2 separate regions of the Homo sapiens genome follow, and region 1 is linked to region 2. A link is an interaction called in ENCODE POLR2A ChIA-PET data of the cell type or tissue named here. Cell type or tissue: MCF 10A. All regions are shown on one strand. Each heading gives the region's core, and the rest is flanking DNA. Links, peaks and the distances in the headings are about the cores only. Region 1 has its middle 5.5 kb from the start of IGF2BP1. Region 2 overlaps UBE2Z (ubiquitin conjugating enzyme E2 Z).

Region 1 (8,000 bases), core at 1-8,000, 75 kb after region 2:
CACGTGTAGTTAAATTTTTTTTAAAAAGGTTCCAATCATATGAACTATATGAACACAAATACTGTTTTGTGTTCATTTTCTGTAAACTTTTTCTCAAATTTCTCTAAACCCTTTGGAATGTAATATTTCAAGTGGTTATGCTAGAAGTTATTTGAATATTCCTCTTTTAATATTTATATTGTTAAAACTTTTCTTCCTTTCTTTTTTCTTTTTCTTTTTCTAGACAGGATCTCACTCTGTTGCCTAAGCTGGAGTGCAGTGGCACCCATCTCGGCTCACTGTAGCCTTGATCTCCTGGGCTCAAGCGATCCTTCCACCTCAGTCTCCCGAGTAGCTGGGACAACAGGCATGTGCCACCAAGCCCGGCTAATTTTTTTTTATTGTTGTTTGTTTATTTTTTTTTTTGAGACGGAGTCTTGCTCTGTCGCCCAGGCTGGAGTGCAGCGACGCGATTTCTGCTCACTGCAAGCTCCGCCTCCTGGGTTCACGCCATTCTCCTGCCTCAGCCTCCCGAGTAGCTGGGACTACAGGCGCCCGCCACCACGCCTGGCTAATTTTTTTGTATTTTTAGTAGAGACGGGGTTTCACCGTGTCAGCCAGGATGGTCTGGATCTCCTGACCTCGTGATCCGCCCACCTCGGCCTCCCAGAGTGCTGGGATTACAGGCGTGAGCCACCGCGCCTAGCTCCCAAGCGCGGCTAATTTTTAAAATTTTTCGTAGAAATGAGGTCTCATTGTGTTTCCCATGCTGGTCTCGAATTCGTGGGCTCAAGTGCTCCTCTGGCCTCAGCCTCCCAAAGTGGGGGGATTACAGGCATGAGCCACCTTGCCCAGCTGAAAGTTTTTTTTGACGGTTATTAATAACACATCTTTATTCATTGTTTTGTTTGTTTGTTTTTTGAGTCGGAGTTTCATTCTTGTTGCCCAGGCTGGAGTGCAATGGCACAATCTCGGCTCACTGCAACCTCTGCCTCCTGGGTTCAAGCAATTCTCCTACCTCAGCCTCCCGAGTAGCTGGGATTACAGGCATGCACCACTACGCCCGGCTAATTTTTGTATTTTTAGTAGAGACAGAGTTTCTCCATGTTGGTCAGGCTGGTCTCGAACTCCTGACCTCATGTGATCCACCGGCCTCGGCCTCCCAAAGTGCTGGGATTACAGGTGTGAGCCACCGCACCCGACCCTGTTTGTTTGTTTAGATTTTTTTAAACCAATTTTTTTTTTTTGCCTTTAAAAATATCATGATATCATGCCTGCAATCCCAACACTTTGGGAGGCCAAGGTGGGAGGATCTCTTGGTGCCAGGAGTTCATGACCAGCCTGGGCAATATAGTGAGATCCGGTCTCTACGAAATAAATAAATAAATAAATAAATAAATAAATAAATAAATAAAAATGAGCTGGGCATAGTGGTAGCTTGCCTGTAGTCCCAGCTGCTCAGGAGGCTGGGGTGGGAGGATCACCTGAGCTCAGGAGATCAAGGCTACAGTTAGCTCTAATTGTGTCACTGAACTCCAGCCAGGGCGACAGTGAGATTCTGTCTCTTAAAAAAAAAAAGATAAAATATACATAATAAAATTTACAATTTTAACCATTTGAAGCATAAAATTCAGTGGCTTTAAGTACATTCACACTGTTATGCAACCATTACACTACCCATCTCATGAATTTTTTCATCCAAAATTGAAATTCTGTACCAACTACGAATCATCCATTTATCCTTTTGCTTTGGCTTATTTTACTTAGCATGTTTCCAAAGTTCATCCATATTGCAGTAGGTATCAGAATTTCATTCCTGTTTAAGGCTGAATAATTTTTTTTTTTTTACATACTGGATTTTTTTGTAGAGAGGTTACTCAATAGTGCAATTTCTAAGTGAAAGAGAAATTAATTTTTAAAGGTTCTTGTTGCCTTAAAATTGTCCTCCCACACAGCCATATGGAATGTTTATTTCACTATATTCTTGCTAGTAATGAGTATTATAAATATATTTAAAAACACGCAACCTTACTATTTTCATGAACTGCTTAGTTTTTGTTTTAATTTAGCCTGCTATAAAAATTGGTTTGCTTTCTCCTTGGGTGTTCATAGCTGTATTGACAGGTAGGACATTAGGTGAACATCTGCTCTGGCTGAGGGGCTATAACAGACGACCTGGGGACCAATGAGAAGGGCTGTCTTGGGGTAACGTTTTTGCTTTGGATGATATACAAAATAAGAAATCTTTATGTATGTAGTTAGTGGGGTGCTAGTTACATTCCCAGAAGGAAGAACCTAAGAGAGCTCTTGGCAGTAGGTGTATGTGGGTTACCTCCTTAAGACTGTCATCCTGGCTGTGGGGCACTAGAGGATATCAGAATGGCAAAGGGCTCTGTAATTAATTCTGATGGTGGCTGTGATTGCCTGAAGCCCTCAGTTGAGAATTCTGAGCCGGTGTGACCAGACACAGAGGAAAGCGGTTGCTGACCTTGGGTACAGAACTGCCATGGGCACAAAACTGTCATGGGAACAGAACCAGGGAGCAACAAGCTCAAGCTCAGAGATGCCCCTTGGTTGCTATTTTTGATATAGACCAATTATCCTTTTAAATGACTACATTTATCTGTATTTCATCTGATTGTGTTGTATTTATTTAAAAGAAAAAGGCGCTTACAGGCTGAAAACAGCATCTTATCTGATCACAATGATCACATCTTCTCAGATAGTATCAAATATACTTATTCAGTAGATTTTTACTGTCAGCACTGTTAGACACCCTGGGTGATACAGAGGCTTTGCCCTCAAGGATTTGGTCATAAAATGCTAATTACAAATTTAGTTATAAGCAAAGTAGGACATGGAAAAATGACACAAAAATGTCAAAGTGTCTGATGAATGTTCAGCCAATAAAAACTGGGAATACTGGAGCGGAGTTGTTCTGGGAACTGAATCATCCTGAGGTTCTCCTAAAAAATGTAACAAGTTTCCCCTTTTGGTGTATAAAATAATTCAAGCATCTCTGCATCCTTCCCTTTCACTAGAAGTAAGTTTGAATGAGAACAAGTTAGTGATAGTGGGAGAGGGAGAAGAAAAAGGACAGAAAGTTTGGTTAGGTATATTGATTTAAGAGAAGGAACAAATCAGTTGAGGGGCAGAGGAGCAGGAGAATAATAAAAGGGTAAAGAGAAGCAACAAAGAAAAAGAAAAATTGAAAAGAGGGTAAAGGTAAAGGGGGAGGAGGAAAGGAACTGACAGTGTCCGGAGCGGGAAGAAAAATGGAGGAACAAAAGGAGAGGGGGAGGAAGAGAGAGGGGAGGGGCAGGGGCAGGGGGAGGGGCAGGGAGGAAGAGGAAGGTAGGAAAAAAGATGGGTCAGGAACCTCATTTTAAAGCAATTTAGAAATAACTCTGAATTCTTTCCCTATACACTTTATAAACACATTTTAGAAATGAAAAGAAAATTATAAGAATGTACTCAATAATTTATTATATAAATGCTCACCAAATATTTTCAGATTGTGTTTAAGAGTGGAAATTAAGTTGTGTTGATAATAATTCTTTAAAAAAAAAAAGGTGGAGGTGTTTATAGGAGAGTTGGGTGAACCAAAATTCTCTCTAGATTGTTAACTCATGAAAATTAGGAGTCACTTTTAGAATTGTGTCTCAGTTTAGTCAAACAACCATTTAAAACAAAAATGCCATACTATTAGGCTGAGTCTCTTTTCTTTGTAAATCTGGTTTGTACATGAAGACAGATTGAACTGTTTTAAATTAATTTTTTGGTGATGAAATACTAGTGAAATAATATTTCTTAATTTTTAAAATTTAAAACAACAAAAAACCCCAACATAGCAGCATTATCCCTAGTAACTGAAATATTTGTGGCAGCTCCTGAAAAAAAATCCTAAACAGGAGTAGTCAGTTAATCTCATCATTAGGGGTAAAATTTTTAGAAAAGCAAACGAAAATAATTTGCTGAGTTAAAAAATTCTTTTAGTCTTAAAATGTATAGATGTTGTGTAGCTAAAATGGAAACTTCATGAAGTTTGACATGTAACTGATTAATTTCGAATTAAAATAATTTAAATATTTAGAAGATATGTTGATTTCAAGTACAAAATTGTCTCATTACTGTTTCCACCTTAATATTTATATATGGATTCCTTCTCTTTTGTTGCTTTTTACAATTTATTTTGAAAAATAACATTTTTTCCTTGTCTTTTCTTGAATTATACAATCCCCCCCCAAATCAATCAGTGATCTATTTTGTGTTTTGTGCTGTAGGAACTAAACAAGATCGTACATTATCTTTTGATCAAATGACTTTGGAATAAAAAAAATTACAAAAGGTAATAAGAATGTAATGTGAAGCATGTTATTGACCATTTCTTCTACATGTATTAATAGAGGTTGGGTGGAGTAGTTTACTAACAAAATGAATTTGAAAACATCTATTTTTAAAGTTAATAAAATAAATGATCCCCTCCTTACCTAAAAGTTTCTACATTGTAAACCTGAACCAAAACAAAAAATTGAGAGGTTTTGTCAAACACACTGTGTGACCCACAGAAAAACAAACGATTGTCCTTAAAGTTCTTTTTTCCCCTTGAGCCTCTTCTATCTCTGGAATAAATACATTTCTTTCTCAGGTCTTAAACACTGAACACTTTTGAATGAACGATAATTTGAAGGAGAAAAATTTCCTTTTCTGCTTACAGTTTGCTTACATTTTATGAGATATCCTAAACACATACTTATCCTTATTTATTTGACAGGAGAAAAAGCTGCATGTGCTTTTAAACTGGAACTAATTTACACTTTCTTAAAGTTTATAGGCATTTAAAAGAACCACACTAAGACTTTAAGTTGCAGGAAGAAACAAAACATCCTAAAGTAGTAACAGTAAAAAAACAAGCAAGCAACAACAAAAGTAAATAAATAAAATAAAAACCAACCAAACAAAAAACAAATTCCTCTAAAAACTTTGAGGTTAAAGCAGCAATATATCAGGAAATGTGAGCTTTCCTTTTTCTGTATTTTATAGCAACCGTAATTTTATTCCAAAATTGATGGATTCATTAGAAAATAAATTGTATTTTAATGTATTTCCCTCCTAGCTGCTTTCCATTTGTTTTGTTCTTTCTTTTGTAAAACATGCTACACTTTAAAAATAGAAGAGTCAGTAAGTGTTAGATTTAAAATGCAATATATATTCTGGGGATTTATGCAAAGGAGCTAACCCCAAAAAGGAAAAATTTATATTCACCAGAATATCTGTTCAGCACTGTTTACAAAAGTAAAAAATTTGATGAAATGTATATCTAAATATTATGATTAATAATTTACACATATAACTGGACTGAATTAAAATGATAGTTATGAAAACTTGGAGGCAGCCTGGGGAAATATTTATGGTACAAATGCAAGTGAAAAATTAAGATATAAAAATGATAAATTTTAAACCATTATAAATGGACAAATGCTGAAAAATAAACATTTACAAGTAAAATTAATTTTCTATGACAAGTGAAATTATTGATTTTTAATTTTTCTATTTTTTCTTTTTTCATTTTTTTAAACTTTTTTCTTTCCTTTTTGTCTTTCCTTTTTTTAACTTGGCTTATTTCTCCAAGAAAAATATTCTTTTATTTTCATCTTTAAAAAAGTTGGTTTATTCTCTCAAACTTTTTTTTTCCTCTCTGCATGTATTTGTATATTCACATTGGAGGAAAATGGATTATTATCCTATCTTTAAAATGGAGTCAAATGTCAGTGTTTCTGAATTCAGATAATTAAATTCCATAACTAGACCAAACTGTTCTCCAGGAAAAAATAAAGAAGAGGAGGAAGAGGAGGAGAACAAGAAGAGGAAGAGGTATAACAGTATTAATATTACTATGTAGAATATACAATATATATTATATACGATATGTATTATAAAGGATAATTATTAAAGAAAAAACCATTTAATCCTGTAGCTATATTTTTAACTCTTACACAAGTGTAACTCTGCACTAAAGATTTATCTGTCCCAAAGAAGCAATGTAGAAAAAAAATTGAAAATAAATACAATATTTGATAGTAATCTTTAATGTTAACAAAAACAAAGAAAAGAAAGATGAAAAGTTATGGTACCTCAAGTCTGCCCATTTTTATCCCTAACCTAGGAATGTCAGTCTAGATAAGAAATAACCCTTAATGTGAGTGCTGGGCTCATTCAAAAGGGAGAGATGAAACACCAATCAATGTGATTTAGTTCCCCCAACCCCAGCCTAAAATAGCCAGGTCACTAAGGCAAAACTGATTTGGGGGCTAAAAAGATCTGTATCTCACCCCTGTTGTCTCCTCTCTTGTATTCTTGCAGCCTTTGCAGCTTCTGACTATACACACATAAGCCTTTTTTTGGGGGGTGGAGAGGATTAGAATTCAGTAAAACAGCTGATTTTTTAAAAAGAACTAATCAGTTTCAATTTAGCAATTATTGGTAATTTTTAATTAAATATTTAAAAGGATTTAAAAATAGCAGATTGTTCAAGTGAAATTTATATATTCTCTTCTAACGTTATCTTAAATACATTAAAACTGATTTCAGCTAACATTTAGTTAGTATATTTTTACATGGAAAAAAATCAACCTGAAAGTGAACTGAATTCACTGATTATTTTTAAAAATGTTGTTTCCCATTGACTCTAGGATAGTAAAAAGTGGACTGCATTTTATAGGAGTTTAGAGGTCTGGATGGAGATTTTTATGGGGTGTAACTTGCTTTTGTTTTAGGCATACAGAGGCAGAGTAGTGGATATGTCCCCCAGGGAGACAATCTGAGAAGTGCTTTTATTAGCACCTAAAGATTCAAATTAAATGAAAGAAACAGCACTTAAAGTTTCTGGGAACTGGGATGATCTGCCTAGTTGCCCTCCTCCTTGTTCCCCAATATAACAGAAAAGATTTAAGGAGATTGGGGCTCCTCTTTAGGAAAAGGCCAAGAAATACAACAGCCTTTTTGAGACCATCTTTTAGCCCTTTCAAAAGTCTACACACATCACCAAGAAAAGTTCCCGGGCAACAGAGCCACACGTTCTGGCCAAGATAATTTTTTCCCCCCTGGACTCTAATTTTCATCAATTCTCTTTGCTGTGCTGTTTGTATTAGCTTGTTTTTCATTTAAAAAAATGTTTATTGAGTGCCTACTATGTGGCATGCCTGTTTCCTACTCATTGGTTTGTTTAAAAATAATGCTTGTGACCAACAGCTAAGTATTAAGAGTCAGATAAGGGGGGAGGGTCGGAGGTGTGTGTGTGGGGGTGAGACACAGATGTCTCCCACCTTCTTGGACAGAAAATATTCTCTTTCTACTCAACAACAAATAGCTCCTAGTACTTTAATTCTTGTTGTTCCATGGGAAAAAAAAATCACAAAAACAAAAATCCGACAAACACGTGGCTGGGTAGAACAAAACGCTCATTGGGGAGGGTGGGCTCTAAGGTGGTGGAGGATATAGAGAAACCGAGTTGGAAGCCCTCCCCCGCCCCTAAGTCCCAGCCCCATTTCTTTTCAGCGCGCCGGGAAAACGGGGAGGGGGACAAAGGTGCTGCGTGCTGTCTTTCAACTCCCGACTTTTTGAATGGCATACAATCGTCCGGCCGCAGAGCGGTGAGCCAAAGTCGGAGTCAGCTCAGACTCTGCAAACGAAAAATAATAACAATAAAAAAAATTCAAGGCATTCATATCGGTGTAGTCAACACGTGTTGCGGAGTCGGCCCGGGCCGCAGGCGACTGAGACAATGGGGTCGGGGACTGGGGAAGGGGAGTGACCCCCTTCCTCACCTGCCCTCCCAGCACGCGTGCCCCCGCTAGAATTATCCTCCCTCCCACAGAGTCCGGAGTAACACCCCAGTTTTCGCCCTGTTCAAGGGGATTCCAGAATTTCTGGGGGTCGACCCCTCCTTTTTCCCCGTTCCCTGGGCGAGGGGGTTCCAGGGTCTCCGGGCCGCGCTCTCGGCCACCCCTGGCGCCATCCCA
Region 2 (10,063 bases), core at 1-8,000:
TTCTTAAAATTCCAAACCTACGTATTAGTATGAGTGAATACAGGATGTTCCTTCTGCATGGTGAGGATATAGAACATGTGTACCAGATTATGGACTCTGCTTCTGGTGTGGGTAGTAGGTGGAGGGTAGCCAGGAGGGCTTGGGGTGGGTCATCACCTCACAATTTTGAGATGGGGTTTTATTTTGCAGATTCATGCATTGATCACAGGCCCATTTGACACTCCTTATGAAGGGGGTTTCTTCCTGTTCGTGTTTCGGTGTCCGCCCGACTATCCCATCCACCCACCTCGGGTCAAACTGATGACAACGGGCAATAACACAGTGAGGTTTAACCCCAACTTCTACCGCAATGGGAAAGTCTGCTTGAGTATTCTAGGGTAAGAGGAGACTTTTAAGTAGCCAAGTCGGTTGTTAGCAGATAATTACTCTAGGTCAGCCTTTATCAACCGGAGTCCCTCATCTGAACTACAGAACACAGAAAATGATTGAGTGACTCTTCTCAAATCTCCTCAGGATGGTATGTGACTAGTATCATTCTAGATGCAGAGGGGAGAAGTTAATTTATTACAGTGGTAACCTTTGAGAAGTGGTTCTCTTAAGAGTGTGGCCCTGAGCATCTGGGAACTTGTAGCCGAGCAGTTTCTGGGGCCCTATCTTAGACCTACAAAAGAAACTCTGGGGTTGGGGCCAAAAATCTGGTTTTTTTGGTTGTTGTTTTTTGTTTGTTTTGAGACGGAGTCTTGCTCTGTCGCCAGGCTGGAGTGCAGTGGCACGATCTTGGCTCACTGCAACCTCTGCCTCCCAGATTCAAGCGATTCTCCTGCCTCAGTCTCCCAAGTAGCTGGGGCTACAGGCGTGCACCACCACACCTAGCTAATTTTTGTATCTTTAGTAGAGACGGAGTTTCACCATGTTGGCCAGGATGGTCTCGATCTCTTGACCTCATCATCCACTCACCTTGGCCTCCCAAAGTGCTGGGATTAGAGGCATGAGCCACCGTGCCCGGCCCAGAAATCTGTTTTTTACAAGCTCTCCAGATGATTGTGGTGCATACTGCAGTTTCAGAACCACTCTCTTGGGGTGTTAAGGCCTTATTTTCTCTCCTGAACAGGTTGAGAAAGGCTGCAGGTCTGTGCCATTCAAGATTTGGGGTGTCTTAATTTGAGTCTTGCAATAAGTTGCTTTGAAGGCAGTGGCGGTGGTGGTGGTGGTGATCATTATGGTTTCATTTTTGTTTTGTTTTGTTTGTTTTTGTTTTGTTTTGTTTTGTTGGTAGAGGCAGGTATCTCACTATGTTGCCCAGGCTGGTCTTGAATTCTTGTCCTCAAGCAGTCGTCCTCTTGTGGCTCCCAAAGCACTGGGGTTACAGGCATGAGCCTCCATGCCTGACCTGATTATAATATTTTAATAATGACAAATGTCTGAGATTGGAAATCACATTAGATATGAAATGAGTTTCTAGTGCATCTTCTTTCTGGATGCTTCTGAGGTTTTGCTTCATAGAGTTCCCATTTTAGTTGCCTTTGGGGGCTGAAAACTCAGTGTGGACATCTTCTCGCATATTTTGGATTGGTGTTTTTATAGTGGTCTGAACTTCTCTGGGACAGAGAACACGTGCAGGTTGAAGTTGAGAAAGTACCCCCAAACTGATTATTCTGTTTTCCTGCTATCCAACATGTTTCCAGGTTTGTGTGAGGGAAGAGCAGCATTTGAAATAAACTTAGAGACATGATTCATTTTTCTAGGACTTGCTCAGACCCAGGGATATGTTCTGCTGTGATTTTGGCAGTGAAGAAGTCTTTTAAAGGAGGTTGTCCTTAAAGAAGTACTTCATCTCGTTAGGGTACTTAATTAATTGTCTTTGCTGGTAGGCTAAAACCCATGATGATAAAGAAATTTAGTCGTTGCTTCTGTATGAAATTTGTTCGCGAAAGCGTGTCTCAAAGTAGGCTCTCCCTCATTGGGTCAATATAAAACTCTTTTGAGATACCAGCCACAGGACAGTGGGGTAAAAGTAGTAGAAGTGTGTTAGGTAGAAAAGGAGAAGCTGCCCTGAAATTGAAAATTTGCCATAAAGAATCACAGAGTAGAAAATTTCAGCCGGGTGCGGTGGCTCACACCTGTAATCCCAGCACTTTGGGAGGCCGAGGCGGGTGGATCACCTGAGGTCAGGAGTTCGAGACCAGCCTAGCCTGGCGAAACCCCGTCTCTACTAAAAATACAAAAATTAGCCAGGCATGGTGGCGCATGCCTCTAGTCCCAGCTACTCGGGAGGCTGAGGCACAAGAATTGCTTGAACCTGGGAGGCAGAGGTTGCAGTGAGCCAAGATCACGCCACTGCACTCCAGCCTGGGTGACAGAGGGAGACTTTGTCTCAAAAAAGAAAGAAAAGAAAATTCTTAGGTGTTCCTAGTTGACTGTATTAGCTTTATCAGCCATGTTTTTTTTTTCCTCTTTACCTAGAAAACAATGTTGGGCTGACTTACTGACAAAAGAAATTTAACGAGAGTTGACTCTGTTGTAAAGCTTCAGAGAGCAGTAGGTCTAGAGTTCCTGGGGGAGCAAAGCTGAAAAGATAGAGGCACTTAAGAGCAGTCCCCAGTGAAGTTACTATTAGGCATTACTGACTTGGGCTTTCCTCAAGTACAGCAGGGAAACAGAAGCAGGCAGTCAACTTGAACAAGCCAGTCCTGGCTTAGGTTGTGTTCGGCTTCCAGCTCCGGTGCCATCTCTTCAATTAATTGAGCTAAAAATAAATGTCATTAACATCCAAGCTGTCCCCTCCCCCTAATACTTGGTTGGGTTTATGAAAGAGAGGAGCAATTTTGGTATTTGACGTTTTCCATATATTATTTTCAGACCTTCCACTGTCTGGAAGCACCCCTTATTCTCTTCCTGTTCTTTGGAAGAGTTGTGTAGTCTTAAGAGAATTTGACACTCCTTGGGGGTTTGATACAGAACTGGATCCCCAATAGCCCCACCACATGGCCTCTAACCAGATGGCTTCAGTCACCTGTGTCCCTTTATGCTCAACTTCCCTCTCCCCTCACTAACTCCATCACCACCCATAAACAAGCTCTTTGAGATCCACGGAGATTAACATTTAGACAACTTTGGAGCTAATTGCTTACCTAATTTCTTTTGTTTTGATTGTCGTAACTGTTTCTAGTACAAAGAAAATCCCTTCAAAGTTACATAGCTTGCTATTACCTGTTCTTTTGCCCCCCCCCCTTGATTTGAGGATTAGGCAATTGACTGATTTCTGGTGAAATCAGAACATGAGCATGAGACAGAGGCTGGGAAATTCCAGAGTATTAATAGTGAAAGAGAAACTTATGGTGAGTCACTTATGGTGGTGTTGCCGGGCCCCAGGGTACTTGTTCCCTATTCTTTCTCTGCCTCACCCTCCATTCCTTCTGATGTGTTTACAGTACATGGACTGGACCTGCCTGGAGCCCAGCCCAGAGCATCTCCTCAGTGCTCATCTCTATCCAGTCCCTGATGACTGAGAACCCCTATCACAATGAGCCCGGCTTTGAACAGGTAAGGCCAGATGGGCCTGGCTCTGGGGTGTAGACTATTGTTTTTGTTTGTTTGGTTGGTTGGTTTTTTTGTTTTTTTTTTTTTTTGAGACAGAGTCTTCCTCTGTCACCTAGGCTGTAGTGCAGTGGTGCAATCTCAGCTTACTGCAACCTCCGCCTCCCGGGTTCAAGCCATTCTGTCTCAGCCTCCCAAGTAGCTGGGACTACAGGCGTGTACCACCATGCCTGGCTAATTTTTATATTTTTAGTAGAGATGGGGTTTCACCATATTGGCCAGGCTGGTCTCCAGCTCCTGACCTGGTGATCCGCCTGCCTCGGCCTCCCAGAGTGCTGGGATTACAGGCGTGAGCCACCGCGCCCAGCCAGAATAGTGTTTTAAGAGATCTGCTTGGGAGGTTTTTTTTGTTTTGTTTTGTTTTGTTTTGTTTTGGACCTAGCACAGCCCCATGTACTACATTTGTTGGTATAGGGAAAAAAAGGGAATTGACACGTGTTTTTTAGTAATGAAATTTTTTGCCGACCACTGTGGCTCACACCTGTAATCCCAGCACTTTGGGAGGCTGAGGCAGGCAGGTGGATCACCTGAGGTCAGGAGTTTGAGACCAGCCTGGCCAACCTGGTAAAACCCCATCTCTACTAAAAATTAACTGGTCAGAAGTTTGAGACCAGCCTGGCCAACATGGTGAAAACCTGTCTCTACTAAAAATAAAAGAAATTAGCTGGGTGTGATCACTTGAACCCTGGAGGCAGAGGTTGCAGTGAGCTGAGATCACGCCATTACACTCCAGCCTGGGTAAGGAGCGAAACTCGGTCCCCCCACCCCCAAAAAAATAATAATGGCCAGGCGCGGTGGCTCACACCTGTAATCCCAGCACTTTGGGAGGCCGAGGCGGGCAGATCACAAGGTCAGAAGTTTGAGATCATCCTGGCTAACACAGTGAAACCCAGTCTGTACTAAAAATACAAAAAATTAGCTGGGTGTGGTGGCAGGCGCCTGTAGTCCCAGCTACTCGGAGGCTGAGACAGGAGAATGGCGTGAACCCAGGTGGTGGAGCTTACAGTGAGCCAAGATTGGGCCATTGCATTCCAGCCTGAGCGACAGAGCGAGACACCGTCTTAAAAAAATAATAATAATAATGAATTTTTTTATTTGTGAGAGTTACAATAAGTATGTGACTTGGATTCCTTTATAGCATGGAAGTCAATGGACTCCTTTGGAAATTAATTCTGACCTGCTTTGGGGGTTGTGGCATCCAGTGGGTTCTATGTGCCTATATTCTCAGCATCCCCTAAAGTTGCTCTGTAGGGACTACTACCCAGCCAGCTGTTCTTCTGGGGTTATGAAGGACTGTTACCTGCAGAGTCAAAGGAGCTAGTCATTAGGAGTCCCGGGCAAGACTTTTTGAGTTAACAGTGCCAACGAGAAGGTGGAGAAAACTCACATTTTTCCAAGAGCATGCTCTGTGCTGGACACTACCAAGTTTTTATATATAATTTCTTGTTTAACCTTCATACTATGTGAGGTTAAATATGGTTATTCCCATTTTCAAGTGAAATAATGTTGCCTCAGAGAGGTTAATTAACTTTCACAAAGACACACAGATCAGGATAGGACCCCAGACTTACATTGGAGCCCAACTTCTCCCACTCTTCCGATGTGCCTTCCTGAATTACTCATGAGCACGGGAAAAAGTTCCAGTGATAGTCCCAAAAGAAAATGATTCCGGATAGGTGATTAGAACAGCTTAATTAATTTATTTATTTTTTGAGACAGAGTTTCACTATTGTTACCCAGGCTGGAGTGTAATGGCACAATCTCGGCTCACAGCAACTTCTGCCTCCCAGGTTCAAGTGATTCCTCTGCCTCAGCCTCCCGAGTAGCTGGGATTACGGGCACGCACCACCACACCTGGCTAATTTTTTGTATTTTTAGTAGAGAAGGGGTTTCACCATCTTGGCCAGGCTGGTTTCGAATTTCGGACCTCAGGTGATCCACTCGCCTTGGCCTCTGAAAGTGCTGGGATTACAGGCGTGAGCAACCATGCCTGGCCAACTTAATTTATTTTTAAACTATTACATATGACACCAACTTTGATTCTTCCTCTATAGACCTGAACAAAGGATAATAAAATGCCTTTCAAAAATGAAAAATAAAAATTTTTTTTGAGACAGAGTCTCACTCCATCACTCAGGCTGGAGTGCAGTGGTGTGATCTCGGCTCACTGCAGCCTCCACCTCCCAGGGTCAAGCAATTCTCCTGCCTCAGCCTCCTGAGTAGCTGGGACTACAGGCGCACACCACCACGCCTGGCTAATTTTTGTATTTTTAGTAGAGGTGGCGTTTCACCATGTTGGCCAGCTGGTCTTGAACTCCTGACCTTAGGTGATCAGCCTGCCTCGGCCTCACAAAGTGGTAGGATCACAGGTGTGAGCCACAGAGTCTGGCCTCAAAAGTTAACAAAAATTATTTCCTAACCCATCCTTTCTCCAAACATTCATTTCAGGAGGAGAGTCTAATTGAAATAGACCTCATTAGCAGGAGCTGATTTTTAGGTCTTGTCTTTTTTTTTTTTTTTTTGGAGGCAGACTCTCACTCTGTCACCCAGGCTGGAGTGCAGTGGTGTGATCTCAGCTCACTGCAACCTCTGCCTCCCAGGTTCAAGCGATTCTAGTACCTCAGCCTCCCAAGTAGCTGGGATTACAGGCACACACCATGACGCCTGGCTAATTTTTGTATTTGTAGTAGAGATGGGGTTTCGCCCTGTTGGCCAGGCTTGTCTTGAACATATGGCCTCAAGCAGTCTGCCCACGTCCGCCTCCCAAAGTGCTGGGATTACAGGTGTGAGCCACCATGCCCAGCCTTGTGTTTTTTATTTTTTACTTCCAGAATGACTTGCAGTTGTTTTTATTTTATTTATTTATTTATTTTTTATTTATTTACAGGCACACACCACCACACCCAGCTGATTTTTGTATTTTTAGTAGAGACGGGGTTTCACTGTTTTGGCCAGGCTGGTCTCCACCTCCTGACCTTATGATCCACCTGCCTCGGCCTCCCAAAGTGCTGGGATTACAGGTGTGAGCTACCGCGCCTGGCCCATCAGCTATTTTTATCAGAGGCCAGGGCTCTAATTGACTGGGGTTGGTGGTAAGAGGAGAAGAGCACAGGAAAAATTAAAGGAGTAGAGGCCATACTCCCCTTCTATTCACACCATAGTGAGACCCTGTTTATATTGGCTTTCTAGACCAAAGTTGAAGTTTATCTTTCGAAGCTTCTGATAGATTTATTTCTAATTGTACTATTTCTTTGAGACAAAGTCTTGCTTTGTCACCCAGGCTGGAGTACAGTGGCACAGTCATAGCTCACTGAAGCCTCGAACTCCTGGGCTTTAGCCATCCTCTCACCTCAGCCTTCTGAGTAGCTGGGACGACAGGTGCACACCACCAATGCCCAGCTAATTTTTGTATTTTTTATAGAGACGGGATCTCACCATGTTGCCAATGCTGATCCTGAACTCCTGAACTCAAGCGATCCGCCTGCATCGGCTTCCCAAAGTGTCGGGAGTACAGGCATGAGCCATCGGGCCCAGCCCTACTTCTGATTTATAATAATTGGTTCAATGATGGTGGGACCCTAGAGACATATAACAGGTAAAGGGGTTAACCAGGAAGCATCCTTTACTTGTTGATGCCTGAAGGTTTTCTACACTGAGACTCTTCACTTCATTTATACCTTTTTGTCCCACCATCATTCTTTCTGTCTTTTTTTTTTCTCCCCCTAAAGAGACAAGTGTTTCCCAGCCTGGGCAACGTAGTGAGACCTTGTCTCTACCGAAAAACTTTTTTAAAAAAATAGCTGGGCATTGTGACATGTGCCTTGAGTCCCAGCTACTTGGGAAGCTGAGGAGAGGAGCATCGCTTGAGCCCAGGAATTCGAGGCAGCAGTAACCTCTGATCATGCCACCACTCTCCAGCCTGGATGACAAAGCAAGAGCCTGCCTCTTAAAAATTTTTTAAATAAAAGACAAGCCGGGTGCGGTGGCTCATGCCTGTAATCCCAGCGCTTTGGAAGGCTGAGGCAGGTGGATTACCTGAGGTCAGGCGTTCAGGACCAGCCTGGCCAACGTGGTGAAACACTGTCTCTACTAAAAAATACAAAAACTAGCTGGGCGTGGTGACAGGCGCCTGTAATCCCAGCTACTTGGAAGGCTTGAGACAGGAGAATCGCTTGAACCCAGGAGGCGGAGGTTGCAGTGAGCTGAGATCGTGCCATTGCACTCCAGCCTGGGTGACGAGCAAAACTCAAAAAAACAAATAAATAATAAAAAATAAAAACTCGGGGCCCACCATGGTGACGAATGTCTTTAGTCCCAGCTACTCAGGAGGCTGAGGTGGGAGGATCGCTAGAGCCCAGGAGTTTGAGGATTGCTGGAGCCCAGGAAGTCAAGGCTGCAGTTAGCTGTGATGGTGCCGCTGCACTCCAGCCTGGGCAACAGCAAAGACCCTGTCTCCAAAAAGAAAAACTGAAAAAACAGGAACTTACTTTGTTGTCTAGGCTGAACCCAAACTCTTGGGCTCAAGTGATCCTCACACCTTGGCTTCCTGAGTAGCTGGGACTATTAGTTTATGCCACCAGGCTTAGCAACCCTACCATCATTCTTATGTTTGGTTATTTCCCACATAATCTTTACTTGATAGACCTTTCACTTCACATTCAGGAAAATATGATGGATCTAGTTTGCTGGTGATAGGCCAAATGACCTGTAACCTGTTGGTATATTTGGAGGGTGGTGGAGGTGAATGGTGTCAAAAATAAAGGTGTGGTTGCTCTTCATGGATCTGCCATACAGTGGGAAAGGTATCTTTTTAGTTTGTGTGACTGGCTGACATACCCCATACTAATCTTGAAGTCCCTTCCCATTGGTTTTCTTTTTGCTTAATTTTTGGAATACTCTGGCATCTGTTACATTATAGGAGAGACATCCAGGAGACAGCAAAAACTATAATGAATGTATCCGGCACGAGACCATCAGAGTTGCAGTCTGTGACATGATGGAAGGAAAGTGTCCCTGTCCTGAACCCCTACGGTATGTGTCAAGCGGGCTTGCTTGGTATTCCTTTCGGGCATTTGGGTAGTTGGCATCTTTGGGGCAGAGTACAGTGTTGGGTACCAGAGGGAGATAGAGAAGAAGGAAAGATGTGGTTCCTGCTTTTAAAGAACAAGTGGCTGAGGGTTACCCAAGAGGAAGTTCAGAGAGCTACTCTGTTGTTGGAGAATGCCATGCCTTTGGGAGAGGCAGTCCACACGCTCAGGGAGCTTCCAGTTTGATGAAGGCTTGGACGTACTTTTTTCCAGCCAAATGTGTAGAGTACTTCATAATAAGACTCATTTCTTAGTGCTGAAGTTATTTTTAAGTGCCAAAACTGGATGAGCAACGTCAGGGTTAAATAAATAAACTTCTAGGAGAATTTTGAGTAAGGTTTGGGATTGGGGATGGCTGATGAAAAGCAATGGAGGTGGAGCAAGTCATGAGTTGAAGTTGGGATTCAAATGGTGAGTATTGGCTTGGTGGTGGCTCACGCCTGTAATCCTAGTACTTTGGGAGGCTGAGGCGGGAGGATCACTTGAGCCCAAGAGTTCGAGACCAGCCTGGGCAACACAGGGAGACCCCATCTCTACAGAAATTTTAAAATTAGCCAGGTGTGATGGCACGCTCCTGCAGTCACAGCCAGTCAGGAGGCTGAGGTGGGAGGATTGCTTGAGCCTAAGAGGTTGAGGCTGCAGTGAGCTGTGATGACACCACTGCACTCCAGCCTGGGTAACACAGCAAGACCCTGCCTCAAAAAGAAAACTAATGGTGAATATTACAGTCACACTCATAATTCCTGATGTGTAGGGGAAGTCAACCACGGGCAGTTAGGTGTTCCTTTTTCCAAAAGGAACTGTAATCCCAGCACTTTGGGAGGCCAAGGAAGGCAGATCACCAGGTCAGGAGTTCAAGACCAGCCTGACCAACATGGTGAAACCACATCTTTACTAAAAATACAAAAATTACCCGGGTGTGGTGGCACGCACCTGTAATCCCAGCTACTCAGGAGGCTGAAGCATGAGAATCACTTGAACCTGGGAGGCGGAGGTTGCAGTGAGCCGAGATTGCGCCACTGTATTCCAGCCTGGGCAAAAGAGCGAGACTCAGTCTCAAAAAAATAAAAAATAAATAAAATGAAAAGATCTTTGTAGAAAACAGATCTGGACTTGGGAATGGTAGGTATTTAATTTGGCATTAAGGTTAGGTAAAGAGGCCAGGTGTGGTGGCTTGCGCCTGTAGTCCTAGCACTTTGGGAGGCCGACGCAGGCAGATCAGTTGAGGTCAGGAGTTCCTGACCAGCCTGGGCAACATGGTGAAACCCCGTCTCTACTAAAAACAAAAATTAGCCAGGCGTGGTGGCATATGCCTGTAATCCCAGCTTCTCAGGAGGCTGAGGCAGGAGAATTGCATGAATCCGGGAGGCAGAGGTCAC

Evidence for each region. Peaks named below come from ENCODE experiments on the same cell type or tissue, not always from the same donor. Only the 100,000 strongest peaks of a DNase experiment are listed, where the experiment ranks them.
Region 1: POLR2A ChIA-PET joins it to region 2 with 5 read pairs; 17 of 35 experiments call an interaction of 5 or more read pairs at or near these places.

What each region holds. Positions count from the first base shown.
Region 1 is chr17:48,987,923-48,995,922 of GRCh38, forward strand. No RefSeq gene overlaps it. Among named protein-coding and RNA genes, the nearest start is that of IGF2BP1, 5.5 kb to the right of the region's middle. In MCF 10A, for the core only: no CTCF peak of the experiment used is centred there; no DNase peak of the experiment used is centred there.
Region 2 is chr17:48,912,645-48,922,707 of GRCh38, forward strand. It overlaps UBE2Z (ubiquitin conjugating enzyme E2 Z), which reads left to right. Exons shown (of 7, transcript NM_023079.5): 3 at 190-377; 4 at 3,432-3,543; 5 at 8,516-8,628. Among named protein-coding and RNA genes, the nearest start is that of UBE2Z, 9.3 kb to the left of the region's middle. RefSeq lists an enhancer at 3,179-3,518. In MCF 10A, for the core only: no CTCF peak of the experiment used is centred there; a DNase peak (open chromatin) is centred at 3,337.